Regions from separate parts of the Homo sapiens genome. Here region 2 is linked to region 1. Evidence: chromatin loops called from intact Hi-C (ENCODE). Cell type or tissue: PC-3. All regions are shown on one strand. Links, peaks and the distances in the headings refer to the core of each region. The heading gives the core; the rest is flanking DNA.

Region 1 (15,412 bases), core at 5,906-8,405:
AATTAATAAGTGGCCTGATAGATCATGTTCATAGATAGATGACCATGATATATCAATATATTTCACTGCAGGTAAGATACAGTTAAGATATAGTTAAGATACCAATATAGTTAAGATACCAATTCAATATAGTGAATATACCAATTCTCCCCAAGTTGATCTATGAATTTAGTGAAATACCAATCAAAATCTCAGGAGGATGTCTCATAGATATAGGTAAGTTGCCACTAAAATTTAACTAGAGAGGCAAAAAAGCACAGCAAAACCAATTTGGAAAGAGATGTATGTTGGAGGACTCACACTATCTGATTTTAAGGCTTACTATAAGCTATAGTAACCAAGTCTATGTGGTTCTGGCAAAGGGATAGAAATGAAACATAACATAGAACCCAGAAATAGATCTGCACAAGTATGTTCAACTGATTTTTGACAAAGGTGAAAAAACAATTAAATGGAGGAATGATAGTGTCTTCAACAAATGGTGTTGGAGTAATTGGACATTCATGGGTCAAAAAATAAACCTTGACCTAAACCTGACTCCTTATATAAAAATTAACTAAAAAATGGATCAGCAAGCTAAATATAAAATGTAAAACTAGAAATTTACAGAATAAAACCAGTGAAAACCTTCCTGACTTTGAGTTAGGCTGAGAGTCCTTACAAAAGCATAAGAAAATCATAATAAAAATATTGATATATTTGACCTTATCAAAATGGAACATTTTGCTCTGAGAACAACACTATCAAGAGGAAGAACTGACAAGCTACAGTCTGGGAGAAAATATTTGCAAATCACATATCATTCAAAGAGGTGATTACAAAATACATAAAGAACTCTTAAAATGCAATGACAACTTAATTAGAAATGTGCAAAATATTTGAACAGACATTTCAGTAAAGAAGATATATAGATGAAAATAAGCATATAACATATCTCAACATTATTACTCATTAAGGAAATGCAAATTGAAACCACAATAGTATACTATCATACATCTATTAGAATGGCTAAAGTAAATACATATATACATACATATATAAACATACATACATGCATGCATAAAAGATAATGACAAATGCTGGGAAGGATGGGAAACAACTGTAATTTTCATATATTGCTGATAGGAATAAAAACTGCCACTCTGAAAAATACTTTGGCATTTTCTTAATAAGCTAAACATATATTTATCACTCCTGTGGTAGGAATGACATGACCCAGTCATCCTACTCCTCGGTATTTACCCCAGAGAAATGAAAACTTATGTTCACACTGAAACTTGTTCACAAATGTTTATAGTTACTCAGCCCATAATTGTTAAAAACTGGAAACAATCCAAATCTCCCCCAACAGGTGAATAGATAAACAAACTGTGGGGCATCCATACAATGGAATGTTGCTCATTAATAACACAGAACAATTAAGATACACAGACAACTGAATGGACCTCAAGGGAAATATGCTATGTGAAAAAAGGTCATTTCAAATGGATTCATATTATGTGATTCCAAATTTAGGACATTCTGAAAAGACAAACTATAGTAATGGAGAACAGATCAGTGGTTACCTAGAATTGGCATGATGCAAAGGTTTGATTAAAAAGGGTAGCATGAGGGAGATTTTGGGAATTATGGAACTGTTCTGCATCTCAGTGGTGGAGGTTGCTGCAAGAATCCATACATGTGCTAAAACTCATAGAATTGTACACCACAAAAGGTCAATTTGACTATATAAAAATTTAAAAATAATTTAAAAATTAAGTCTTTTACAATCATATGTATAATTATCCTAAATTTGTAATGCCTTCCCATGCAAGTATGTAACTTTTATTCAAGCAAATGCGTTTTGCCTATACAGATAACTGTTGATCTGTGTAACCACCAATAGGAGATCCTTATAATTTAGTGGAAGAAATACATGATTTAGGGGCAAGCCTGAATTTAAATTTTTGCCCCAAAACATATCCATTTATTAGTTAATATTTACGGTACACCTACCACGTGCCAGGTGTATGCCAGGGTCTGGGGAAAGATAAATAAAGCAGATGGTTTGACATTAAGGAATTTACAAACTCATGAGGGAAACAGACACAAAGCAGATAGCACTAGAGTAGATAAATAAATGTAATTATAGACCATGGTAAGTGCTACCAAGAACTGAACAGGGAGATGAACATGGAACTGGAGCAGAATGGGGTAGGTGCTGCTTTAGTTAGAGGGTCTGAGAAGAATGGGACATTTGAGATCTGAAGGATGACAATGAACCATTCACGCAAAGGGCTGGCGAAAGAGTGTTCTGTTGCAGAGAGCAGCAAGGGGAAGGGAACGGAGTAAGAAAGGGTCCAGTGTGTTCCAGGAACAAAAGAAGAGGCAATGTGGCTGCAGTGCTGTAAGGGGTGGAAAGGAGAGAGGTGAAGTAGTCACACCCTGTAGAGCCCCCTAGGTTATGGCACAAAGTTTAGTTGATTTTAAGGGCAATGGAAAGCCATAGGTTTTTGTTGTTATTATTGTTTCTTTAAGCAAAGGAGCAGCCATGATCTGGTTTATATTACCAATGTCATCTTTAGAAAGTGCTTTTAACTCTGAATTTCAGGTTCTGCATATGCGAAGTGAAGACACTACTTACAGAGCAATATTTCTGTGAGAATTTTATGTATATGTGTATGTCCAGAATTGTGCAGGTTCCATAGTAGGTGCTCAATAAAATATGGGCTTCCTTTCTTTCATGTATCTCTTTGCCTCTTTTTGTGTGTGTATGCATGTCTCTTGTTGCTTTCCTGTTTGCATGAGTCCCTCAGTTTGGTGTTGTTGTTGTTGTTGTTGTTCCAGCCCATGCTGCGCTTATCTGTCTGACCTTGGAAGGAGAATCTCGGCAGGTACTCAAGCACAAGGCACAATGAAAGCCTTTGGTTTCTGCTATCTTTTGCCCACTTGCAACAGTGGACCAGGAGACAGGCAGCTCAGATTCTATTTGGTTGAACCACGTGAAATGGCTATTTTGGGAGATCATGACCAGTAGAATCAGGTTGAACCAATTTCACATAGTTCAGTTTTGTAGCACTCTAAAGTGTGATTTTGACTGATCTGAGTTATTTCTTCATTTGCCAAAGATTTCATTATTTTTGAGACCCATTTACTGCTCTACATTCTGATTCTAATCAAGCCATGTTCATCAAAGGCACACCCTTTCTCACTAGCATAGGTTAGCATCCATCTCTCTAGCAGACTGCCTCTGTCACTAACAAATTGCCAGGAGGCTCTTTTTGGAGTCACATCATCAAAATTCAAAAGAGAAACTTTTTTTTTTTTAGACAGGGTCTCACTCTGTCGCCCAGGCTGGAGTGCAGTGGCGTGATCTCAGTTCACTACAACCTCTGCCTCCCAGGTTCAAGGGATTCTCCCACCTCAGTCTCTCTAGTAGCTGGGATTATAGGTGTGTGCCACCATGCTCATCTAATTTTTTGTATTTTTCGTAGAGACAGGTTTTCACCCTGTTGGCCAGGCTGGTCTTGAACTCCTGACCTCAAGCGATCTGCCTGCCTTGGCCTTCCAAAGTGCTGGGATCGCAGGAGTGAGCCACTGTGCCCAGCCTAAGAAACTTTTTTGAATACTGATTTTTACATTAAAAGCATTTAATCCCTGTTATATTTTTATGAGGAACATTTTAGGGTTTCATTTCATGGAACACTGTTTCTATTACTTCATTGAGGAAGGGCTTGGCAGAAGGTACAAAAGAATTAGAGAGTCAAGTCTAACTAATACAGTGAGTTGATATGGGTCTTGTTTGCATGTTCAATTTGAGGCACCTAATTTATAGTTCCTTGAGGATAATATATAAGAGCCATAAAATGCATTTTGAACAATATTTTCAGCTGACTAATTAGTTGTTTGAAATAGAAATCTATTCTCCACTAATTTCTAAGCAAATCCAACTCATTTTATCTGCTCACAAAAAATAATGATGACATTATCATGCTCTTGTTGAACACTATTCTAAAATTGTCCCACAACATCCTATGTGTGTGTGCTTGGGTATAATAATATATATTAGCATATGTTACTTTATCCAGTTCTCTACCTCTCAGCTAAGAAAAATAAAAATATGAAAATAAAAAAAGTTATAAAGCTCAAGGACCCAATTCCTGATGAGCAGGCTGCAATTCTTTCTCCTTCCTCCCTTCATTGCTACATCTGCCAACCCCACTTCTGGAGGCAGTCTTTCAGCCAGATAGGTCAGTCAAGTAGGTCATTTATTTCTCAAGGGGTTTTGTTACTGTCATTAATCTCTTCTCAGATTCTCACAAGGAGATAAAGCAGATATTGATACAAATAAACACGCAACTTATTTATTTATATCAAAGTTCCTTTTTTTTTTTTTTCTCAGCAAGAAGTGAATTTCAGCCTCAGCCACCAATCTCCCAATAGTGATGAATCAAAGAGCTACAGCTGGGAGAGCTCAAAAATATGAAGATCAAGAGAGGCCTCCAGGACCTCATGTCCTCTGCTCTTTCTTCTGAATATTTCTTTCTTCAGGGTATTGTTATTAAACTGATTGAGAAGTGCTGGGGTGCAGCACCGTGAGAGTTTCTGAAGATCAATGACACACCAAATATAATGGTTTTAAGGCACTCTCTTTTCAAACTAATCAATAACAGCTTTCATGTGATCTTACGATGCAAGATCACATCACTTCCGGGCTCTGTTGAATCACATCTTATCTTCCTATCTAAGAGTCCTCATGGCTGAAAATTGCATTGCTCAGCCCCCAGTAAAAGGAAATGGTTTATATTGTCTCAAATTGCCTAACAAACCTGAAGTGGCTCCATCCTGTCCATAAATGAGGGTGTCAATGACCAAGCCCCTGGAAGACATTTTCCTCCTTACATAAGGCAGAAAAAAAAAAAAAAGCTTTATTTTTCTAATGCCCCATAGTTGAGGAGGGGAGAGGACCACAGTAATCAGTTGTAGGATTCACAATTTCTTAAGAGAAAAACAAAAACTGTTTTGAATATGAAACTTAAAGCAGTAACAAAAATCAAGACAAGGTAAGGAAGTAGCAGAGATTTCTGCGGTTATGAAACACTAAAACACTGGATAAAAATAAAAAAAATTCAGCCAGCCTCCTGATGTTTAGTTTGTAGGCTGTCAAATGCCCTAATAGATTGAGAAGTAAGAAAAGCAGTCATAACGCAATATAGGGACAAATCAGCCCAGTTCAGGAGCTCAAAGATTAGTCATAGCTGTTGTATTCCTAAGAAAGAAATGGCCCTAACATACATCCTTAGTGCATTGAGACAGTCAGGGTTCAGCCAGTTCCATAATTCTGTTTTTATATTTTTGTGTCATGTTCATGAATCTTCCTAAGATGCTTGGTTCCTAAGACTCTTTGTTCCTTGAACAAACAATGTGCTCTATTTTGCCCTCATTTAATCACATTGTTCAAAATAATTTACTCAACTTATTTGTGAATTATTTCAGGTCCAGTGCCTCTGCTTGTTCTTATAGATGAGAATTTCTGGCCTCTCAGAGTTTATCTTTCTTGCCACAGATAACGGCTGCTCATTTTCTTTCCCTCCCATGATAATACAGATCCAGAATTTCCCACTTGAGGTATTTCTGGGAGGAGGAGGCTTTTCCTCTTTCTACTCAGAATGAGTGATTTTAAGTGAATGTCAGATGAGCCTTAAAATGGGCCTGCTGGGTGGGCAGAAAGGTTCTCCTCCCTCTCTGCTCACCATTGGAGTTAAAGGACTATGTAAAATCAAACTTTTCCTTGTACAGGCAACCTACAATCTTAGTATGGATAATTTTATCTCAGGGCAAGGATAAGCAATGAAAAAGCCAGGCACGGGGAACTTAAGGGCAAAATAAATGGGACAGCACTAAGATCATGAAAGAGCATCACATTTGCCAACTGAACCCGCCAGCTCCATTTCCCTGTATCACAACTTGTCCATTTCTAGTCCAAATCCTTGTTTAATAAAGCCTCCCAAATTCCAAATCCCCCTTAGTATTTTCACAATCTCAGAGCTGGCAAGTGACCACCTAGCAGCCCACAAGCCACACCCATATGCAAGGAAAGAGTCCAAACCAAACCCGATTAGGAACAAAGAAAAGTTATCTTACTTAGCACTGGTCTGATGTGTTCATGGCGACTGTTTTGGAGAACAAGGAGAAAATCGGTAATCCTTAACTCTGGGATGATTTTTGCCTCCTTCAGTTTCTTAAATAATTCAGCAGCCTTCTTTGCTTTAAGATTAACGTATATAAACAGAGGAAATGGGGGGCAGCCTCTGGGCTAGATTGGTAAATTGATTGTGTTCTCTGAAGAAAACCATCAGACTCTGGAAAAACACCAGTGCAGCTGATACAAACATGAAAGTTCACAATAATTTCAGATGCAAATATATCACAAAATATGCCTTATCATTTCTATGTGTTTTCCTAACAGATCTCGGAGTTTATATTAAGGCTAAGTGGATGTCAGGCATGATATAATTTGGGGGGAACATATTTATGAAAATAAGATTACTCTTTCAGGGTTTCAGTCCCTGATTTTTCCTTCAAGGTTTGACAACCGACTAATAACAATGCCAATAAACACCAACAATAACGTATTTGTCATTCCTCTGTAATAGCTAAGTGGAAGCAATTTTAGCTAAACATGATCATCTCTTGGAAACAAGATTTGGATTTACAAGAAATGAAAAAAAGGTTCACGTTTTCCTTAATAATGGGAAAGAGATTATTTTTGAGGCCCAAAGACAACATAAGTTGTTTTGAATTGGGCTTCATCTCATTATTGATATATTTTCATTTGCTGAACTGCAGCAGAGTTATGATCTGCCCTGGTTTCCTGTTGAGAGTTTTATCTTTCCATTTTTATAGTACATGCCTTTTCAAAAGAGTAAACTTCCAGAGCAATTTGTTTAAGAAGATACAGCTACTGAATATCAAGATCAGTGAGGAACTGTCATGAATACACTACAGCTTTTCCTGAGAACAAAGCTTCGTTGTTGGCTCTTCAGCTGTGATAGCATTTTGAAGAATTTGGCTCAAGCCTGCTATGTAGAGTTGGGCAGGTTGTTCACTTCACAAGGGCATCTGGCCAAAGGGGGCGAGGGGACTGAAAGCCAGCTCATGCTTTGCTCACCCAACTACGTGCCCTGGCTTAGGGCTGTGTTCACTTGGAAGACGTGTAGTGCCTTTCCCTAATTCACACAGAGGCACTTTATGGGCCAGTGGCAGCCCTATTTAGCTTGGCAGCTAACATGGAATAGGAAAATTCCAAAATGTGAAGATTAATTTTTGCTCTGTAAAGGGCAGGAAGAAGAGAGTATCTCCACAAGGAAAATGGGGGAATTGGAGAGATGGAAGAATGAGCGTCTTCATAGTTAGACAGACACAGCTATCTGCCTCTGGATGCATTAAAATGGACTGTTCTAGGCTCAGTTTCCACATCAGTAAATTGGGTGTAATAATGTTTATGCAGTAAGGTAAAGTATATAATCTAGTTGCTGGCTCTTAATAGGCCTGAGATGCTTGGCAGCTGTCATTGGTGTTGCTGCTGCTGCTGCTGTTTGATTGGGCTGCAAATTTATCCTTCCTCACACTTCCCAGTAAGAATGTCCTTCTGCCAGACCAGCTTGTCCATAGACACATGTGCAGCTAGGAATACTCAAGAGGTGAGGACACTAGCTCAATTCCACTCTATCTTCTGCCTGCTATACACATATAAGAAGGAGGCAGAGGCTTTAACTTGCCCTCCTCAACAGCAGCTAGAAGGTGCTCCAGAGAGAGCTGACTTCTTATCCTGTACTAGTGTTCTCAGCCAGAGGTCTGAGAGAAGTCTGTGAACCCATATAATTATAGGAAATATTTGAGGGTACATGAGTCTTTGCAGTTGTCTGGAGAGTGGATCTCTAGCATTCACTCAATTCTCAAAATGCCCCCAATCCAAAGTTTAAGAACTATAAGAACTATAGCACTAGATTAAGGGAGGAAATAGGGAAAATGTTAGGGAAATTACTTCTTCCCTACCCCAGGATATGGAGGTCTTATCTGGAGTGAATATGTCAAGAACTGCCTTGTCCAGCTCCTTGCCTCCTATTTATCTCTTTTTATAAGACTTGGGCTGGCCAACTAAGGCTGCTGGTTCCTATTAATACACGAAAACTACGACTAACCTAAGCTGACGCAAACACTTGGCATAACACCAAAAGTGCTTACTACTGCTTTCTATAGGTGCCATCAGTCTCTCTGCATGGATCCTTCAGCTCTACTCTCCATCTTCCCTCACAGCTTCTGAGTCTCTGATACCTGTTCACTTTTTTCTTTGGTACTTCCCCTCTCTCCCAGTTCTGTTTACAAATCCAGTTCTGAGCCTTGCCTTAGGAACTGTGTTCCAGGTCTGCCACTGAGATCCATCTCCTCCATGCCCTCTGCTCACTCTGCTTTCTAATTACCTTGTCCTAGTTCTTTGCTCTACTCACACTGACAGGATCAAGCCAAGGCTTTTAAAAATAATCATGCCATTCAGCAATACATTCCACTAACAGCATTCCAATCTGGTCATAGGTTATGACCTATCTTGACTTCTTTCCAGTCTCTCAACTTGAAATGTGATCTTTGTGAGGTAGTCACACAGATGCAAATGCCTCCAAATATAAGCATTATAAATAAGAACAATGTTTTTTTTTTTTTTTTTAAGTAAATATACATGCTTAATCTTGGGACAAGCCCCAAAGCCAAAGAGCCATGAGTTGTCTCACCATGTTCACTGGTCTGACCTCATTTTCACTTTTGCACAGCATGTGAAGGACTCCTCCACTCTACGTTTCCACCTTGAATCTCTTTTTAGACTCTGAATTTCCAACAACTGTCACATCATCTTGGCACGTATGTCCTGCTCGCTACTCATCCACAAAATGTCCAGATCCCTCAATTCATGGTCTTCCCTCCACATGACCTCCAAACTCAAATGTATTTTTTGCACTATATTCACAAGGATCCTTCTCAAATGTAGCTCTCATATAGTTGTTGAGCATCTCAAAACATTTCAATAACAGCCCATTCCCATAGGACAAATTCCTATGGAAAAAATTCTGGTTCCATTCCCACAGAAGGAATTATTATTATTATTATTATTATTATTATTATTGATACTTTAAGTTCTGGAATACATGTGCAGAACTTGCAGGTTTGTTACATAGGTATACATGTGCCATGGTAGTTTGTTGCACCCATCAACCCGTCATCTACATTAGGTATTTCTACTAATTCTATCCCTCCCCTAGCCCCCCACTCATCAATAGGCCCCAGTGTGTGATGTTCCCCTCCCTGTGTCCATGTGTTCTCATCACTCAACTCCCACTTATGAGTGAGAACATGCAGTGTTTGGTTTTCTTTTTCTCTGTTAGTTTGCTGAGAATGATGGTTTCCAGCTTCATCCACGTCCCTGCAAAGGACATGAACTCATCCTTTTTTAAGGCTGCATAGTATTCCATGGTGTATATGTGCCACATTTTCTTTATCCAGTCTATCATTGATGGGCATTTGGGTTGGTTTCAAGTCTTTGCTATTGTGAACAGTGCTGCAATAAACATATGTGTGCATGTGTCTTTAGAGTACAATGATTTATAATCCTTTGGGTAGATACCCAGTAATAGGATTGCTGGGTCAAATGCTATTTCTGGTTCTAGATCCTTGACAAATCGCCACACTTCTTCCACAATGGTTGAACTAATTTACTCTCCCACCAACAGTGTAAAAGGGTTCCAGTTTCTCCACATCCTCTCCGCCGTCTGTTGTTTCCTGACTTTTTAATGATCACCATTCTAACTGGTGTGAGATGGTATGCCATTGCGGTTTTGATTTGCATTTTTCTAATGACCAGTGATGATGATTTTTTTTCAAATGTTTGTTGGCCACATAAATGTCTTCTTTTGAGAAGTGTCTATTCATATCCTTCATCCACTTTTTGATGGGGTTGTTTTTTTCTTGTAAATTTGTTTAAGTTCATTGTAGATTCCAGATATTAACCCTTTGTCAGGTGGATAGATTGCAAAAATTTTCTTCCATTGTGTAGGTTGCCTGTTCACTCTGATGATAGTTTCTTTTGCTGTGCAGAAGCTCTTTAGTTTAATTAGATCCCATTTGTCAATTTTGGCTTTTGTTGCCATTGCCTTTGGTGTTTTAATCATGAAGTCTTTGTCCAGTCCTATGTCCTGAATGGTATTGCCTAGGTTTTCTTCTAGGGTTTTTATGGTTTTAGGTCTTACGTTTAAGTCTTTAATCCGTCTTGAGTCAATTTTTGAATAATGTGTAAGGAAGGGGTCGAATTTCAGTTTTCTGCATATGGCTGTCCAGTTTTCCCAACACCATTTATTAAACAGGGAATCCTTTCCCCATTGTTTGTTTTTGTCAGGTTTGTCAAAGATCAGATGGTTGTAGATGTGTGGCATTATTTCTGAGGCCTCTGTTCTGTTCCATTGGTCTATATATCTGTTTTGGTATCAGTACCATGCTGTTTTGGTTACTGTCGCCTTGTAGTATAGTTTGAAGTCAGGTAGCATGATGCCTCCAGCTTTGTTCTTTTTGCTTAGGATTGTCTTGGCTATACGAGCTCTTTTTTTGTTCCAAATGAAATTTAAAGTAGTCTTTTCCAATAATGTGAAGAAAGTCAGTGGTAACTTGATGGGGATAGCATTGAATCTATAAACTACCTTGGGCAGTATCGCCATTTTCATGATATTGATTCTTCCTATCCATGAACATGGAATGTTTTTCCATTTGTTTGTGTCCTTCCTTATTTCCTTGAGCAGTGGTTTGTAGTTTTCCTAGAAGAGGTCCTTCACATCCCCGTAAGTTGTATTCCTAGGTATTTTATTCGCTTTGTAGCAATTGTGAATGGGAGTTCACTCATGATTTGGCTCTCTGTTCGTTATTGGTGTATAGGAATGCTTGTGATTTTTGTACATTGATTTTGTATCCTGAGACTTTGCTGAAGTTGCTTATCAGCTTAAGGAGATTTTGGGCTGAGATGATGCAGTTTTCTACATATACAATCAAGTCATCTGCAAACAGAGACAATTTGACTTCCTCTCTTCCTATTTGAATACGCTTTATTTCTTTCTCTGGCCAAAGCTTCCAAAACTATGTTGAATAGGAGTGGTGAGAGAGGGCATCCTTGTCTTGTGCCAGTTTTCAGAGGGAATGCTTCCAGCTTTTGCCCCTTCAGTATGCTATTGGCTATGGCTTTGTCATGAATAGCCCTTATTGTTTTGAGATACGTTCCATCAGTACCTAGTTTATTGAGTGTTTTTAGCATGAAGGGGTGTTGAATTTTATTGAAGGCCTTTTCTGCATCTATTGAGATAATCATGTGGTTTTTGTCATTGGTTCTGTTTATGTGATGGATTACATTTATTGATTTGCATATGTTAAACCAGCCTTGCATCCCAGGGATGAAGCCAACTTAATCGTGGTGGATAAGCTTTTTGATGTGCTGCTGGATTTGGTTTGCCAGTATTTTACTGAGGATTTTTGCATCAATGTTCATAAGGGATATTGGCCTGTAATTTTCTTTTTTTGTTGTGACTCTGCCAGGTTTTTCTATCAGGATGATGCTGGTCTCACAAAATGAGTTAGGGAGGAGTCTGTCTGTTTCTATTGTTTGGAATAGTTTCAGAAGGAATGGTACCAGCTCCTCTTTGTACATCTGGTAGAATTTGGCTGTGAATCCATCTGGTCCTGGGCTTTTTTTGTTGTTAGGCTATTAATTATTGCCTCAATTTCAGAACTTGTTATTGCTCTATTCAGGGATTCGACTTCTTCCTGGTTTAGTCTTGCGAGGGTCTATGTGTCCAGGAATTCATCAATTTCTTCTACATGTTGTAGTTTATTTATGTAGAGGTGTTTATAGTATTCTCTGATGGTAGTTCGTATTTCTGTGGGATCAGTGGTGATATCCCCTTTATCATTTTTTATTGTGTCTATTTGACTCGTCTCTCTTTCCTTTTTTTGTTAGCCTGGCTAGCAGTCTACCTATTTTGTTAATCTTTTCAAAAAACCAGCTCCTGGATTCACTGATTTTTGGAAGGTTTTTTCATGTCTCTATCTCCTTTGTTTCTGCTCTGATCTTAGTTATTTTTTGTATTCTGCTAGCTTTTGAATTTGTTTGCCTTTGCTTCTCTAGATTCTTTTCATTGTGATGTTAGGGTGTTGATTTTAGATCTTTCTGCTTTCTCCTGTGGACATTTAGTGCCGTAAAATTCCCTCTAAACACTACTTTAGCTGCATCCCAGAGATTCTGGTATGTTGTGTCTTTGTTCTCGTTGGTTTCAAAGAACTTATTTATTTCTGCCTTCATTTCGTTATTTACCCCATAGTCATTCAGGAGCAGGTTGTTCAGTTTCCATGTAGTTGTGCAGTTTTGAGTAAATTTCTTAATCCTGAGTTCTAATTTGATTGCACTGTGGTCCAAGAGACTATTTGTTATGATTTCCATTCTTTTGCACTTGCTGAGGAGTATTTTACTTCCAATTATGTGGTCAATTTTAGAATCATTGCGATGTGGTGCTGAGAAGAATGTATACTCATTTGATTTTGGGGTGAAGAGTTCTGTAAATGTCTATTAGGTCCACTTGGTCCAGAGCTGAGTTCAAGTCCTGAATATCCTTGTTAATTTTATGTCTCGTTGATCTGTCTAATATTGACAGTGGGGTGTTAAGTTCTCCCACTATTATTGTGTGGGAGTCTAAGTCTCTTTGTAGGTACGTAAGAACTTGCTTTATTAATCTGGGTGCTTCTGTATTGGGTGGATATATATTTAGGATAGTCCTTCTTGTTGTATTGATCCCTTACCATTATGTCATGTCTTTATTTGTCTTTTTTGATCTTTGTTGGTTTAAAGTCTGTTTTATCAGAGACTAGGATTGCAACCCCTGCTTTTTTTTTTTTTCTTTTTTGCCTTCCATGTGCTTGGTAAATCTTCCTCCATCCCTTTATTTTGAGCCTATGTGTGTCTTTGCACGTGAGATGCATCTCCTGAATACAGACACCGATGGATCTTGACTCGTTATCCAATTTGCCAGTCTGTATCTTTTACTTGAGGCATTTAACCTGTTTACATTTAAGGTCAATATTGTTATGTGGGCATTCAATTGTGTCATTATGATGTTAGCCAGTTACTTTATCCATTAGTTGATGCAGTTCCTTCATAGTCTCGATGGTCTTTACAATTTGGTAAGTTTTTGCAGTGGCTGGTACTTGTTTTTCCTTTCCATGTTTAGTGCTTACTTCAGGAGCTCTTATAAGGCATGCCTGGTAGTGACAAAATCTCTCAGCATTTGCTTGTCTGTAAAGGATTTTATTTCTCCTTCGCTTATGAAGCTTAGTTTGGCAGGATATGAAACTCTGGGTTGAAAATTCTTTTCTTTAAGAATGTTGAATATTGGCCCCCACTCTCTTCTGGCATGTAGGGTTTCTGCAGAGAGATCCACTGTTAGTCTGGTGGGCTTCCCTTGGTGGGTAACCCAACCTTTCTCTCTGGCTGCCCTTAACATTTTTTCCTGCATTTCAACCTTGGTGAATCTGACAATTATGTGTCTTGGGGTTGCTCTTCTTGAGGAGTATCTTTTTAGTGTTCCCTGTATTTCCTGAATTTGAATGTCGGCCTGTCTTTCTAGGTTGGGGAAGTTCTCCTGGATAATATCCTGAAGAGTGTTTTCAAACTTGGTTGCATTCTCCCCGTCACTTTCAGGTACCCCAATCAAACGTAGGTTTGATCTTTTCACATAATCCCATATTTCTTGGAGGCTTTGTTCATTCCTTTTCATTATTTTTTCTCTAATCTTGTCTTCATGCTTGATTTCATTAAGTTGATCTTCAATCTCTGATATCCTTTCTTCTGCCTGATCAATTCAGTTATTGATACTTGTGTATGCTTCACGAAGTTCTCGTGCTGTGTTTTTCAGCTCCATCAAGTCATTTATGTTCTTCTCTAAACTGGTTATTCTAGTTAGCAATTCCTCTAACCTTTTTTCAAGGTTCTTAATTTCCTTGCATTGGGTTAACACATGCTCTTTTAGCTTGGAGGAGTTTGTTATTACCCACCTTCTGAAGCCTACTTCTGTCAATTTGTCAAATTCATTCCCTGTCCAGTTTTGTTCTCTTTCTGGCAAGGAGTTGTGATCCTTTGGAGGAGAAGAGGCATTTTGGTTTTTGGAATTTTCAGACTTTTTGAGCTGGTTTTTCCTCATCTTCATGGATTTATCTACCTTTGGTCTTTGATGTTGGTGACCTTTGAATGGGGTTTTTGTGTGGACGTCCTTTTTAATGATGTTGATGCTATTCCTTTCTATTTGTTAGTTTTCCTTCTAACAGTCAGGCCCCTTTTCTGCATATTGGCTGGAGTTTGCCGGAGGTCCACTCCAGACCTTGTTTGCCTGGGTATCACCAGAGGAAGCTGCAGAACAGCAAAGATTGCTGCCTGTTCCTTCTTCTGGAAGCTTCATCCCAGAAGGGCATCCGCCAGATGCCAGCCAGAGCTATCCTGTATGAGGTGTCTGTCAACCCCTGCTGGGAGGTGTCTCCCAGTCAGGAGACACAGGGGTCAGGGACCCACTTGAGGAGGCAGTCTGTCCCTTAGCAGAGCTCGAACACTGTGCTGGAAGATCCTCTGCTCTCTTCAGAGCTGGCAGGCAGGAATGTTTAAGTCTGCTGAAGCTGCGCCCACAGCTGCCCCTTCCCCCAGGTGCTCTGTCCCAGGGAGGTGGGAGTTTTATCTATAAGCCCCTGACTGGGGATGCTGCCTTTCTTTCAGAGATACCCTGCCCAGAGAGGAGAAATCTAGAGAGGCAGTCTGGCTACAGCAGCTTTGAGGCGCTGCTGTGGGTTCTGCCCCGTTGGAACTTTCCAGTGGCCTTGTTTACACTGTGAGGGGAAAATTGCTTACTCAAGCCTCAGTAATGGTGGATGCCTCTCCCCGGACCAAGCTCGAGTGTCCCAGGTCGACTTCAGAATGCTGTGCTGGCAGCGAGAATTTCAAGCCAGTGGATTTTAGCTTGCAGGGCTCCATAGGGGGCTCCATAGGGGGCCCACTGAGCTAGACCACTTGGCTCCCTGGCTTCAGCCCCCTTTCCAGTGGAGTGAACGGTTCTGTCTCACTGGCATTCCAGGCGCTACTGGGGTATGAAAAAAATAAACTCCTGCAGCTAGCTTGGTGTCTGCCCAACAAGCCACCCAGTTTTGTTCTTGAAACCCAGGGCCCTGGTGGCATAAGCACCCAAAGGAATCTCCTGGTCTGCAGGGTGCAAAGACCATGGTAAAAGCATAGTTTCTGGGCCTGAATGCACCATTCCTCATGGCACAGTCCCTCAGGGCTTCCCTTGGCTAGGGGAGGGAGTTCCCCCAC
Region 2 (15,412 bases), core at 8,003-10,502, 110 kb after region 1:
TTGAAATCTAGTTTACCATACTTGTGTGATGAAAGTGTCCTCTTCCCTCTAACCCCCGATTGGAGTGCACTAAAGGGTCCTCCAGGGTACAGGTACATGAGTGCCTAACCACCCAGCCTCAAATGACACTTAGTTTAAATTCATCCTCTTTACTCTCCCTCAGAGCAGTCTGGGGATCTCACAGGGCTTACATATATGCAGGGAGATTGTCAGGTTCCACATATCCAATTGCAGGACTGGGCTGCACTACAACATCTTTTTGGGTTGAGTGGAGGGATTGCTGACCAGGTGGTGATGGCATGGTGGTGTGACAAGGCTAGGATCCTAGATGCCATCAGGAAGTGCAGAAAATGATTGAGAGGCCAAGGACTGTGTGGCAGCCTGTTTGTGTCAGTTGTCCCCCAGAGAGAGATGCTGGGATGGGCTTAAGGTCTTTCATAGCAGCCGGCTCTCATCCACAGACACTGGCATCATGCAGGCACCAAACCTGTCTTGGATGGATGGGATGGGACTCAGGGTCCCTTTCTTTACATCCCAGAGTGGCCTTCCACTTCCCCCCTTTGCCTTCCTTCCCCACGTTGCTACCACCTCTGCTTTTAGGCTTGAAACAGGATCTTTGTGGTCTTGGTATCCCCATTTCTTATGATGCCCAAGGTCCCTTGCCAGAATAATGCTCTTAAGACCGGGGCCAAGTCTCTTGGACCTTTTGATCCCATTGTTGGACCCCAGCACATACCATATCCTTAAATGTTTAATGAATGAATGTGTGATATATACCTCAAAGAACAATCTGCTGTGTGCAACACCGTTGCCACACTAACCAGCAGGCAACTTCTGGGAAAGAAGGGGGCTACAGGGGCAGGAAGCTAGGGAAGAGCAGCATTCAAGTGAGTTCCTCCTACTAAAACAAAAGGGAAGCATATCAAAAAGACCAGAAAGCAGCTGCAGGGGCTTGCTAAGGATAAACTGTCTTTGGCTCTGCATTGGGCAATTACTTTCGGGCTGAGGTTTAAAGCATGGGTGATGGTGAGGGATGAGAAACAGGAGAGTAAATAAAAGGATCCAAATATGCTTGTGTGAATGTGTCCATGTTACCACTTTACATGAAGAAGATGTACAGCTGCTGGGGGCTGGGGTGGTTAGGAGTGCCTGGTCTCAGTCTCTTGGGGTGAGGCAAACAGGGATGTGGCAGTGGGCTTTAAACAAGCCTGCTCGGAGATTTTAAAGGAGATGCTCAAGTCTCATATTGTTAATTAATTAGCTCAGACATCAGTCCACTTTAGCTGTTATATTAGGATACTACGATGTTAGCATTCTATAAATGCTACTGATGCTTCGAACCCAGAGATAAGCATTGGCCCTACCCAACCACCACCTGAAGATTATATTGCCTTGTGGAACTGAAATAAGAAGCATAGCAGAATTTTGCTGAGGCAAACTAGATAGGGGAGGGTGTGGTGACGCAGTGAACAGAGCCCAGGCACGAATTCCCTTGGTTCCTACAGGAGTGACTTCTTTCTTCCATGACCAGCTCAGGAAATACATATAATTTTCCTATCATCTCCACACCCAGGGTGAGGTTGGGGTTGACATTTTAATGCACTGTTTTGTGAATAACAAAAGCATCTGTCTGAAATTCTGCTGTCTTTGTTCTCTGTGAGATACTCCTCATACTTTAAGGGCTGCATCAATAGTTGGAGTGATAAGAAAAATAAATGAATAATGAAAGGGATAGGGAGGTAATTAGTAGTTGCACAAATAATGAGGTGAATCAGAATCTATATCTAAGCAACTCTATATTATTGTCAATTCTTCACATTGCTTTTGAGTCAAGGCCAATCCTGCTTTTATACTGTTTTTAGTTTAGTTTTGTTTTTTTTTTAGATAGAGTCTCACTCTGTCACTCTGTCACCCAGGCTGGAGTGCAGTGGTGCGATCTTGGCTCACTGCAGCCTCTGCCTCCTGGATTCAAGCAATTCTCTGCCTCAGCCTCCCGAGTAGCTGGGATTACAGGCACCCGCCACCATATCTGGCTAATTTTTTTGTATTTTTAGTAGAGATAGGGTTTCACTATCTTGGCCAGGCTGGTCTTGAACTTCTGACCTCATGATCCACCTGCCTCGGCCTCCCAAAGTGCTGAGATTACAGGCATGAGCCACTGAGCCTGGCCTTTATTCTGTTTTAAATACTAGCTATCATGCTATACTAATTGTCTTGGTTTGAATGTGTCCCCTAAAAAGCATACACTGGAAACTTAATCCCCAAAACAATACTGTTGGCAGGTGTGGCCTAAAGAGAGGTGAATAGACCATGAAGGCTCCATGTTCATGAATGGATTAATGCTGCTATTGTAGTAGTGTGTTTGTTATCATAAGACTGAGTTTATTACATTTATATTTTAAAAGCCAGTTCATTCCCCTCTTGCTTTTTTGCTTACCCTCTCTTTGCCCTTCCACTTTCTGCCAGGGAATAATGCAGCAAGATGACCCTCACCAGGTGCCAGCCTCTTGATCTTGGACTTCCCAGCCTCTAGAATCATGAGTCAATACATTTCTATTGATTATAAATTACCCAGTCTGCAGTATTCTGTTACAGCAGCATGAAATGGACTAAGAACATGCATATTAAAAATGGTATTGACAAATATTACAGGCCCGAGCTCTAAAAATATTTCTCTAATTTAAACAACTCATTATGAAACAATAAATAAGTAAACATTTTAGCCAAGTACAATATTCGCTTAAATCTTAAATAAGATTTATTTGAGTCTAGGATGATGCAAATTCTAGAGGAGAGAAAGAGATGTAATCAAATATTTACTACACAATGTCATAAGATAAATATAAGAATTGAGTGCAGAGCGACATGGGTACAGCATTACTAATAATATCCTGAAAGTCAATCTTTCAAGCAAGAAATATAGCTTAAGGAAGAAAAAATGATATTTAATCTTTTCTTTCACTTTAATTTTTCTCAAATAAAAAATGTATGAGATGTGTGCATATAAACATCCATATACACACACACATATATGCATATATAACATATGTATGTGTATATATATGTGTAAGTGTACACATATATACATCCCTAAATTAAATTTAAAATGCCAAGAAATACACATGACCATTGTAGGAAGACCAGCCTACTCATATCCTATTAACAGAAAGGCTTTCAACCTAGCCAGATACCATATCTGCTGGCAAAAAGTGGAAGGATACAAAGCCAATCAGAATGTAATTGACATAAATCTGTCTAGTGTGCCTGCTCTTTTAATGTATTTTTATCTTACATTTTATTTCATCTTTATTGGCAGAGAAACTATCTTATCAAAATGCAAACAAACCCAAACAACCCAATTAAATACAGATAACTTTGACTCTTAAAAGACAATATAGACATTCTTGTACTTTGCCCCCATATAATGTAACCTAAGTTCCAATTGAAGCAATTAATTTTTCTTAATCTGAAAATTTCCCCAACCACTCATAGAGATGACCCTTGCTCTACCACAAAGATTTGCTGCACACATCTTTATGTAGTAAGTATTTGAAAAAAGACAAATTAAAAAGCCAACTTTTCTCTACTTACTATGACCTTGACTCTCCTCCTGTTTTTAGTTCACTTGGTGAGATTTTCCAACTAAGCTCCAAACCTGCTGATTACCACACCCAAGGAGAGGATGCTAGAAGAAGCAAAATAACTTTTTGAGGAACAAATCACAGCCATCTAAATTACTCCTTTGACAGAGTAATGGATCTTACAGATGAAAGAGAGAAGAAGGTGTCATTTATCTTGACTTCATAAGACTTGTCAACTTTTCCTGGTAGTTTCTGAGGAACATGTTCATAAATAATTTAGAAAATTATGACTTAGACCTCAAAAACCTTGAGGTAGACTACTACAACCCAGGAATAAGGACTTCAAGAAAAAGAAAATCTTATCTGTTTCTCTTGGGATGGAATGTGAATCATTAAGCAATTTGGGAAATATACTGAGCCTGGTCTCACCTACAATTGATATAAGTGGCTCATATCTCGAATAATTCAATTTCATTTAATTCAGTAAATATATGTTTCTTTACTGGACCTGTAATGGAGGTGAACGTTGTACTGGGTATGTCAATGATGGTGTTTTCACCCTGAGATTCGACTTCTGGTTCAAGTGGCTCTGCCCATATAGAGTCTCTTAGGGGTTACATAATGTCTTTCCAAAATTCATACAATGAAGTCCTTACCTCCAGTATCTCATTATAAGAAGAGGAAATTCAGATCTAGACTCACAGAGAGAAGACCCCATGTGAAGATATAGGGAACGATGGCCATCTACACACCAAGGAGAGAGGCCTCATAAGAAATCAACCCTGTTGACACATTAATCTCAAACTCCCAGCATCCAGAATTGTAAGAAAATGATTTTCTGTTGCTTAAGCCACCTGGTCTGTGGAGATTTGTTATGACAGCCCTAGCAAACTAACAGGGACCCTGTTCCAAGAAGCAGTTCTGGGCTGCCTGTGCACGGGTGGATCTTACTGGACCAAGGATGATCAAGTGACCTGAGGGGAACTCATCTCTAGGCTGACTGACCCTATAGGGTGGCCAGGAGCACAGATCACTGCCCAATCAGACAATGATCCAGAGCTACCCAAACAGACTGGCTCACTCCAGGAATCCTACTGGTGGATACAGTAGGTTGACAGTTAATCAAAAGGGGGATGCAGGCATACAGAAATAAGTGACATCACAGGGAGAGACCATGTGAAAACTAGAGAGGTCAGTACTTCAAGCTGCCTCAGGCTGATTTCCAAATCCAACTCCAATCCTCATTTTTTGCCTTACAATAATCTTTCCTGCCTCACACTTTTTCTTAAAACATTGTCATGTAACTCAATATGCAGAGGGTCTTACATTGTTTTGAAACTGGAAAAACAGTTATTCCAAATGGCAGAAGATTCCAAAGGTAAAATTCAATATGCCTTTGGGAGAGAACCCTCCAGTAGGACATTGTCATTCCACAGATATGACAATATTCCCACCCATTTGTTTCTTGAGGAAGCCCTACACTCAATGAAATAACCCAAATGCTCTTTCTTCTGAATGAAACAAAAATAAATATATCTTTTTATATTGAAAATTGAGCGACAAACACACATATATAAACAAATGTGACATATATAAATATGACATAAATATATATTTAAATGTAACATATATACATGCATACATATATGTTCACATATAAATATATATGTCACATATATATATTCATCTCAAAATCAGAAAATGTAGTTCTTGATTTTCTCTAAATCTGGGTTTAGATAGAGATTTAGGGTGATCTAAATTTTAAAATTAAATTTATACTTAAAACTATAATTCATACTGGGAGAGTGGGTGTATTTGTGCATGTATATTATGTTTCGTTTCTGTTCGCATTCTTGTCCAAACATTAGCTTTTCAAAGATCAGGAGTGGAGACTGGACTCCTGTAATAAAGGTTTGCAGGCCTGAACTTAGACTGAGCACAGCACAGCAAAAGCTGGAATGGATGATCTACTGCATTTACTGTTATTTCCGACTAATGTTAAACATAGTAAGTGAAAGCCATGCATTTATCTCTCCTCCTGAAACATGACAGAGAGAACTGTAAAGGGATGAAAAGGGCATAAACTCACAAAAATCTTTCTCTTGAGAATGTGAGAGGAGACCAAAGCAAGTGACAGGCATCAACACAATTTTTGAAATCAGAGCTGAAACATAAGTGTATGACGCATAGGAGGAGGAACAGAGATAGGGCTAGATGAAGAAGTGAGCAGTGGACCACTGCAGAATCACAAAAAGGCTCAGAACTGGAGGTTCCATGTGTCTCCAGCATCCCCCAGCTGAATAAGGGATATTTACTTTCTGCTGAGAATGAATCAGTGAGGCGAACTCAACAACAACGAGTCCATGTGAGGGCCATGGAGGAAACGTCTAATAGAGGGACGATGTGAGAGTCGGCTCATGAAGGAGAATCCTAGCCCCTTAACTTCCCCCTGTTCCCAGAGTGCTAGTAGCCTGGCTCACACCCCCAGGAGAAGCCCGGGGGATTAAATCCTCTCTGAGAAGGACCACCTATATGAAACAAAAAAAGACTGGAGAAATTGACCTTTGGAGGTTTCACAGTGTATTAGTCTGTTCTTGCATTGTTATAAAGAACCTCCTGGGACTGGATAATTTATAAAGAAAAGAGGTTTAATTGGCTCACGGTTCCACAGGCTGTACAGGAAGCATGGCTTGGGAGGCCTCAGGAAACACACAATCATGGCGGAAGGTGAAGGGGAAGCAGGCCTGTTTTACATGGGGGGAGCAGGGGAAAGAAAGGGAAGGAGACGTTTCCACAAACAACCAGATCTCATGAGAACTCACTCAGTATCATGAAAACAGCAAGGGGAAGCCACACCCATGATCCAGTCACCTCCCATTCTCCTCCAACAATGGGGATTACAATTCGACACAAGATTGGGTAGGGATACAAATACAAACCATATCACCCAGCAAAAATGCTGACTCACATTGTGATTGGCTTTTAAGTTTTTATCACCTCACCGTGAAATATAAGCAAATATCCAGACATTTGAAGCAATCTTCTCAAATGAAAGAAAGAGGGGAAAAAATATATTTTTTAAAGTACTTGGAAAAAAAGATGATACAGAAAGTTCAAAATCTAATTTAAATAATCATGCCTAAGAAATGAAAAAATACTGTGGTCGTGAAACAAGAATTGAGATGGCATAAGGAAGAACACTAAATTAGATAATAACATTTTAATATCAGCAGAAGGGTTAGAAGAGATAAATTGAAGAAATATCTCAGAAACTGGAACAAAAAATTCAAGAAACAGAAAACACAACAGAAGATTTAAGTGAATTAGGGAATCCACCTAGGAGAACCCAGGAAAAACGACAACTGACTAGAGGAATTCTTTAAAAAGAGAACAGGGAAAATATAGGAGAATTAAGTTCAAAAATCAATAAAGAAAATACCCCTGAAATAAAGAACATGAAATTATAGATTAAATTGCCCTCTAATTGCCTACAAAACAAAATGATTGATGAAGACTAAACACTTCATTTTGAAATTTCAAAGAGAAGAGATTCTAACAGCTAAAAGGAATGAAATACCAGTTTACTTCCTATATATGGCTGAATAATAGCTACCCGAAGATATCGGTTCCTAATTTCTAGAACCTGTAAATGTTATCTTAATTGGGAAAAGGATCTTTGCAAATGTGATTAAGTTAAGAATCACAAAATGAGGAGATTATCCTGGATTATCAGGCGGACCCTAAGAGCCATCATAAGCCTCCTTATGAGAGAGGCAAAGAAAGATTTAACACACACAGAGGAGAAAGTGATGTGAAGGTTTAGCAGAGAGACTTAAAGATGCTGGCCTTGAAGACTGATGTGATATGGCCACCAGCGTAGGAAGGCTGGCAGCTACCTAAAACTGGAAAAAGAAAGGAGAGGGTTCTCCTCTAGAGCCCCTGGAAGGAGCATGGCCCTGTTGACATCTTGATTTCAGCCCAATGTTGCTAATTTCAGGCTCTGGCCTCCAGAACTATGAGACAACAAATTTCTGTTGCTTTAAACCACCCAGTGTTGTCATTTGTTACAACAACCAGACGAAATGAATACACCCTCATAAGGTCAAAAGTCTAAGCTGAACCAAGAGTCTCATTAGAAACACTAAAAGATAGAAGAAGATAAAAGAGTGCCTCTACAATACTCAGGGAATATGATTTACCATCCATAATTGTGAATTATCAGGTAAGTGAATTATCAGTTATTTACAAGGGTAAACTAAAGTCATATTCAGATATTCCAAGTCTTCAAACAGTTATCCCCCATGCCCTCTTTCTCAGGAAGCGGTTGGAGTATGTGCCCCCATCAAAATGAAGGAGTCAACCAAGAAAGAAGGATTGAGATCCAGGAGGTGGGGGATCCAACATAGGAGAGCAATGAACAGACTTCAAAGGATGAATCTGAAGGAAAGCTCCAGGATATCACTATGAAATAGTCTTGGAGTCCACAGCTGAGGTTGGAGATGGAGGGCTGCTGGAGAGGGGTTGCCAAGGAAACACGCAGGCTCTTGAGATGACCTTCTATGTTTGACCATACTGACAGGAGTTTGAAATATTGGGAGAATGTTTGGGGATGAATTAGTGACAGGCACAAAAATTAAGCAAAGTAACAAAGTAATTTTAAGCTGTACATACAATAAAATATAGTACAAGAAAGGAAATATGATGTCCTTGTGGATCAGCTGTGAACAATACATAGTCATAATAAAGTAAACATTGACTAACCATTTGGTAATACATCTGTATTGGGAGTGGACAGGTATTGTGTATAAGAAGACACAAGAGAGCAAAATCTTCATATTCCATACTTTGGAGCCAATGCAGAATATTTATCATGAAAATTAATAGCAGTCTGAGCATGGTATTTAGAAATATGGGAATAAATGACAGAAGAATAAATATTTGAATGTGGCTACTGTTAGGGAGCAAATATTGCAGATGGAGCTGGTGGAGCAGGAGAGTATTGATTTCATCATGTCATGCAATATTCTAACTTTTAAAACCACTATTTTGTTTTTAGGTATTAGTGTGTTAAAAATATATTTTTAAGATTGAATAAATCATAACTCGGTGTTAGGAACTGAATCATGCCCTTCCAAAACTCATATGCTGAGGTCTTAACCCATCCTACCTCAGAATGTGACCTTATTTGGAGAGTCTTTGAAGAGATGATTAAATTAAAATGAGGTGATTAGGGTAGGCCCTAATTCAATATAACTAGTGTCCTTATAAAAGGGGGAAATTTGGACACAGGCACATACACAGGGAGAACACCAAGAGAACATGAAGGCCATCTGTAAGTCAAGGAGAGGGGCCTGGAACAGATCCTCCTCCCAGCCCTCAGAAGGAACCAACCTTGCTAACACCCTGATCTTGAGTTTCTAGCCTCCAAAGCTGTGAGAAAAATACATGTCTGTTATTTAAGTCACCCAGTCTGTGGTGCTTCGTTACAGTAGCCCTAGCACATGAATATACTTGGCAACTGATTTATGGTAACTGTCCTACCATAGGTCAATCCTGGACATGGATCCAGGATACATCTTTGTAGTTAGTTGGGCATAACTTCAGTTGAAGGGAATTGCCACTCTCAATCACACTGGGAAGAGGGTAAATACTGGTGTAGGAAATGAGCCATCTTTGAAATATGTAAGGGAGAAGAGACTTCCTTCTGATTTGGGTTCAAAAGAATTTGGGAGGGTGGGGTAAAGGCATCCAAGCCTGTACACAAAGCTCTGATGACACTTGGAGCATTCCTAACAATGAGGAGAACTAGCTGGCTCCAACCTGTGTGGAAGCAGGTAGGCAGCTGCTGTAGCAAAAATTCTCTTGAGGTCAGGTTTAGGCTGAGGGGGTCCCTTCTAGTCATATTTGTAAGTTACTCTCCAGTGGTGTACTTTCATTACCCCTAAGTGTTCAGTAAAGTAAAGCCTATCCCTAAAGCTACTAAAATTCATAGCCTGCCATTGGTTGCACTGGAGACCTAATCCCAGGTATCAGAGACATGGTCAAGGAGCAGCCAGAGGGGAATATCAGCAGTAGGCCCCCAAGAAGCACAGCTGTGTCTGCCCAGCAGAAAGCACTTGCAGGACCTCTGGCTGCACAGATGCAAAACATTTTCCATCTCTGTTGGCCAGTCATTGTCCATTTGGTAGGACAGGTCCTCTTCCAAGGGCCAATGTTTTGTCTTAAAGTATAAGAAAATATTTCATTCCAGGAAATCAAAATTTAATTCAAAAATATAAAAAGAACAGTTCAATATTTTATTTGATTAAATCTCTAGGCTTACCTTCATCTGTACTCATACAACCTGACTTCCAACCAATAACCATAGATGAACTCTCCCTGGATGAATCTAGGATCAATACCACTCTTGTGGTTTGTATTCCATCCTCTCCCTGGAACCTCCTTTCTCTCCAGCATCACCATTTCTCCTTTCTATTGAATTATTCCCGCTAGTATACATTCTTGCTATAAGATCTCATGCCTTTAAAAAAAATTACTCTTGATCTCACGATCCCCTCTGCTCTCACCCTGTTCTCTGTTCCTCTTTACATTAAACTCCCAAAAAAGATGTCTATATTCACTAGCCCTGCTTTTCATCTGCCATTCTCTCTTGAATCTACCTCAAACAGACTTTTGTCCCTATTACCTACTAAAAATGCTTTTGCCAAGGCCAGTGAGAACCTCCTCTCACTCAACCTCAACCTCTAAGCAGCATTAAACACAGCTAGCCACTCCCATCTTCTGAAAACATTTTCTTTATTTGGTTTCCAGGATGCCACATGCTTCTAATTTTTCTTTTTTATCTCTGACCTTGCTCCTTCTTAGTCTTCTTTACTGAGTTGTCCCTCTTTTCAGACTTCTAAATGTCAAAGTGCCCTGAGGCACTTTTTATATTAACTTCACTTTTTTACATTTACTCCTTAGGTCATCTCATCCAATTTCATGGCTTTAAAAATAATCTAAAAACTGGTGGTCCTCAAATTTAAATTTCTAGCCCCTATTTGTCTCCTGAACTCCACACCAGTGTATTTTAGGCTACTTAAGCCTTAATTTCCTCTTCTTCCTCAAAACCCACTCATGTTCTCCTCTGTCTTAAGAAACAGCTGCACAACTAAGTCAATATAGCAACTATAATGACAATTTCCTACCACTTTAGCCTTAGAACAGAGGGTCTTTATTACGTAGTTCTTTTACTAGAGAATTTTTACTATTTTAAACACTGTCTGTTCTACAGCAGGATCCAGAGCAAAACAATGGTAAGAAGATCAAATGAAAAGAAAAAAGTACTAAAGAGAAGAAAAAAGTTTACTTCTATCCAGGAGTAGGAAAGTTGAAGAACCACCAAACCATGCATATGCCCTGGTTACCAACTCTTTAGAAATTAAATAAGAAGATATGAGTTTAAGCCATTGTTGAAGAGACTTAAAGGAAGCCTTCCTCAATGTGAGCTCAGATGGGTTCCGGCTAGAAAAATGGGCCATTGAGGAAGGTGCAGCATTTTCCCTCCAAGTGCTTCGAACACTTGGGTAGGCAACAATCTGTCCTGAAAGATTTCAAGACATGTCTTTCCTGGAGGGAGAAGGAAGGATCCAGTTACCTCCTGAGGGCCCATCTAACTCCTAGATTTACAGTTGCACAGTGCACTACAGTGCCACCACTCTCTGGCAACACAGTGCAGTAAACATGTAACATTAAACCAGTCACCATCTGGACCTTTCTTGGCCTAGACAAACTCAATATCCATATAGGGTTTATACCTAAGAAGATTCTCACAAATATGTGTGCCTCCAGCTTAGTTTATTTTATTTTATTTGAATACACAGTGCCCTTCAAGTTTCCTTTTAGGTCTACCACAAATAACAGGTTTTAGCACATCAGGTGATATTTTGCTTCCTGAAGCATTTAAATTAATTTTCTATTACCAATGCAAATGTGTACTTTCCAATTTACCCACTGCACAATAAAACCTAATTTAAAGCAATTAATGTTCATTAATGGCTCCATCTGCATGTTTATCGCTTTATCCTTAAATACTTGAGACATGGTATCCATATTTTATAGCTCTCTTCTTATCAGCAAGAATTCTTATCCTCAAGGGTAAATGTAAGACTAATGTGCAAGGATTTCCTATCTTTATAGAAAAACTGTTGCCTTTTTTTTTTTGAAATATCTAGATGAATAGGTTGAATGTGCATAACAACAAATGTACCTGATACAAAAAAAAAAAAAAAAAAAAAAAAAAAAAAAAAAAAAAAAGGTTGGCACTACTGTGCTCAGCTCCCTCTCTTATCTTCCTCTTTTCCCAGAACCAGGGTGACACAGCAGTGAATATGCACTGGCCAGTTCTTCTGTCTCCAATAAGATTTTGCCAGGAATGGGATAGAATGTAGCAGCGACAGTAGCTCTGTGAGGTTTTCCTGCCTTGTCCCTCAGCAGAAGGGAGCTGCCTCACAGGGTATGGGCAGGTGAGCCAGCAGGTCTTATTATGTCAGGAAGCATTTGAGCATGTGCTTTAGCATCAGACAGGCATTACTTTACCACTTATTAGTTGCATTAGTTGTGTGTCCTCGTGAATATTGTCTAACCTTTTTCAGCATCAGTTTTCTCATCCTGCCTGTTTAGGTTTTTCTCATGACTGAATAAGATAATCCATTAAAAGCTACAACATGTTGCCTGTAAGACAGTAGCTCCACCAGACCAGATTGCCAGGGTTCAAATTCTGGCTTCACTCTTCACCAGCTGTGTGTGTGTGCGTGTGTGTGTGTGTGTGTATGCGTGTGTGAGAGAGAGAGAGACCTCTCTGTGCCTCAGTTTTTTCATCTGCAAAATGGGCATTATAACAGTATCTATTGCAAAGAGCTGTTGTGAAGATTAAAATGATTTAACCCTTGTACATTACTTAAAACTGAGCTTGGCAGATAGTAAGGACTTGGTGAATGTTAGAGGGAGAAAAACAAAAACAGTAGGTGCTTTGGAAATAGCTATTTTTATTAAATATTTTCCCTCCAGTCATAGACTGTAGTGCTAAAATGTGGCTTCTGGGTTTACAGACAAGAATTCTGGCACAAGGGCACATGCAGGTGGCTTTTTCCACTCCCCTTTCCCCCATCCTAGAGGAAGGCATAGTAAGTACCCCTTCTGTGACACTGTAATGTCTAAGGCTTTACAGCCAAGTCCATGTATAATTCTTGCAAAAAAGGAAAAAGTCAATAATGTTTACACCATTTTAACAAGAATAGCAAATGGGTTTGGGGAGATTTTTTATATGTAACATTGCTGAACAAAAATCAAGCCATCAGATTTGTCTATTTCTAAAAAAATAAGTTAATAAATGTTTCCCCACGTGTGATTTCAGTGAAATTTACATTTACGAGTCATTATCGTTCTGGTGGAAGGCTAAATAATATTCAGCTTGTCACTGGAGGGGCAGATGGAGATGGAGTTTAGGAAGGTGACAAGCTAGCTGACAGAAATGAGTAAAATTTACGTTCTCACCAACCTAATGGCAAGCAATTATTTCTGAACTAGGATAACAAATGGGCTTTTTTTATCCTATAACTTGACATGCATTATAGAAGTTTCCAGAAGGCATATTTTCTGCAAAGAAGCAACTGATTCTGTATTCAACGTTTAATGCAAGAGTTTAATTGGATACTGACCCTTTCAGAAGATTTCGTTACAACTTAGAAATTAAGAGAATAGAAAATCTACCTGAAGTTGTCTGCTACTTACTGCTATTTCTCTGTTTTAATATTGCCTTACAAATGTAGTTTTAATTCATATTCAATATGATTTATAGAATTTTGCATTAGCAAAATATAAATTACTCCATGTATAATCTGTAGTCATACTATTTTATGAGTATCATAAATAAAAGAAATACAAGTGGGACGTGTGGTGTTTATCTTGGCTTGAAAGACTGTATCTTAGCATGAGAAAGATATTTTTGATTCCATGACTAAATGACATCCTACATAATAAAAAATGGGCAAATTTACTGGCATAGTTCATCATGGATGACATTATACAATTAAAATGTATTAATGTAAAATGTTACATAAAATAGTAACTAAACTAGACTCACTCTCCTATATAAAAATTGCATATCTTGAAAACAAGGTGCAATACCTGTATGAGTTATTTTCATTTAGTTATTTTCATGAAGGCATAAAATATAACTATTTTATAAAGAAGTAAAATTTTGAAAATGAGGTCACACAGAAAATCTAGAAATGTACATTCACAACCTGTTAGAGGTGGAAATGATGATACTTCTATGGTTCATATCGTTTATGTTAGAAATAAGCCGAAGTTCAACGTGTTGCTGTAATATGCTAAATGAAGTATCAAGTGAGAGCAATTGTAAAGAGAAAATTAAAATATCTTCAGCCATTGAAAAATTAACCATAATACTACTATAGTATAATAGTATAATAATCTTAATCTAATAATATTGAAAAGAAAGTTATACGAGGAAAAACAGCATGAATGTGATGCATTTTAATGAATTGATGACAGACTTACCAGATCAAAGGGAAGAGAATAATAAAGGGATAGAAGAAAAGAAAAATAATATTGAGCACTAATATGGTTTGTCCGTGATTGCACCCAAATCTCGCCTTGAATTGTAGTCCCTATAATCCCCCCATGTCATCAGAGGGACCTGGTGGAAGGTAATTGAATCATGGTGGGGCTTACCCCCATGCTGTTGTTCTTGTGATAGTGAGTGAGTTCTCATGAGATCTGATGGTTTTATAAGGGGCTTTTTCTCCTTTTGCTCAGCACTTCTCCTCCTGTCACCATGTAAAGAAGTACATGTTTGCTTTCCCTTCCTCCATGATTGTAAGTTTCTTGAGCTTCCCCAGTCATGCTGAACTGAGTCAATTAAACCTTTTTCCTTTATAAATTACCCAGTCTCGGGTATGTCTTTATTAGCACCATGAGAATGGACTAATACAAGCACCTACTATGTATTCGTATCATGGTAACATAGTTTACTCAAAAAGGCTTAGTTTAAAATCTGCCTCAACACTTACTAGTCTGTGTCCTTGGGCCAATCAAGTCCTGTGAGTTTCTGACTTCACTTTTAAAACTTGAGGTAATAATAACTAGAGCTACCATGAGTAATAACAAGACTTAAAGTATTAAACTATTCCTGTAGGATAATAAGAGTCCATTGTACTCTGGGATCTTCAGATGGGTTCTATTACTTAATGCTCATGATCACACCATGCCACAAAGCCAGTGGCAGAGCTGCGATTCAAATCAGGCCTGTTTATTCCAAAACCCAAGCTATTTTCATAGGTTTAGCTTCAAGAAATTTGTACATTTTTGCCCCTGTGCTAGAAATTCTTTTCCCACTCTTCTACCCTAAATCTCCAACTGCCTTCTAAACTCTATTCATCCTTCAAAATTTATTTAAATATAATTTTTTCAGTGAGCTGTCCCTAATGCTTCTATTTTATGTTCTCTTAGCATTCTGACATTTTTTCTTTGGTATACTTATGCATAATTAAAATGAGTTAGTTATTTTCCTATTTTTAGTACTCCTTCACTACTAGACTGTAAGTACCATGAGAACAAGGGCCATTTCTCTCTTACTCACCATGATGTCTCCAGCTCCATTGCTATGTATGTGGCACAATGTAGGCATTCAATTGAAATGTATCTTATACATCAATGAATGCATGAATGACTAAATGAAGAATGAAGAAGCTTTGGGTTGGCAAATGCTTCTTTTTGGCCTTGTTTATTTATTTATTTATTTTATCTTTTTGAGACAGGGTCTCTAT

Evidence for each region. Hi-C counts contacts between places; a loop is a spot of excess contacts. Peaks named below come from ENCODE experiments on the same cell type or tissue, not always from the same donor. Only the 100,000 strongest peaks of a DNase experiment are listed, where the experiment ranks them.
Region 2: it touches region 1 in a loop (6-fold over the local background); 1 of 110 quality-filtered maps calls a loop at or near these places.

What each region holds. Positions count from the first base shown.
Region 1 is chr13:96,773,062-96,788,473 of GRCh38, reverse strand. The region is part of intron 1 of HS6ST3 (heparan sulfate 6-O-sulfotransferase 3); the gene reads right to left. Among named protein-coding and RNA genes, the nearest start is that of LINC00359, 200 kb to the left of the region's middle. In PC-3, for the core only: no CTCF peak of the experiment used is centred there; a DNase peak (open chromatin) is centred at 7,123; H3K27ac peaks cover 371 bases.
Region 2 is chr13:96,665,151-96,680,562 of GRCh38, reverse strand. All of the region lies in intron 1 of HS6ST3 (heparan sulfate 6-O-sulfotransferase 3), which reads right to left. Among named protein-coding and RNA genes, the nearest start is that of MIR4501, 250 kb to the right of the region's middle. RefSeq lists a silencer at 11,861-12,061. In PC-3, for the core only: no CTCF peak of the experiment used is centred there; DNase peaks (open chromatin) are centred at 8,352 and 9,252; H3K27ac peaks cover 1,677 bases.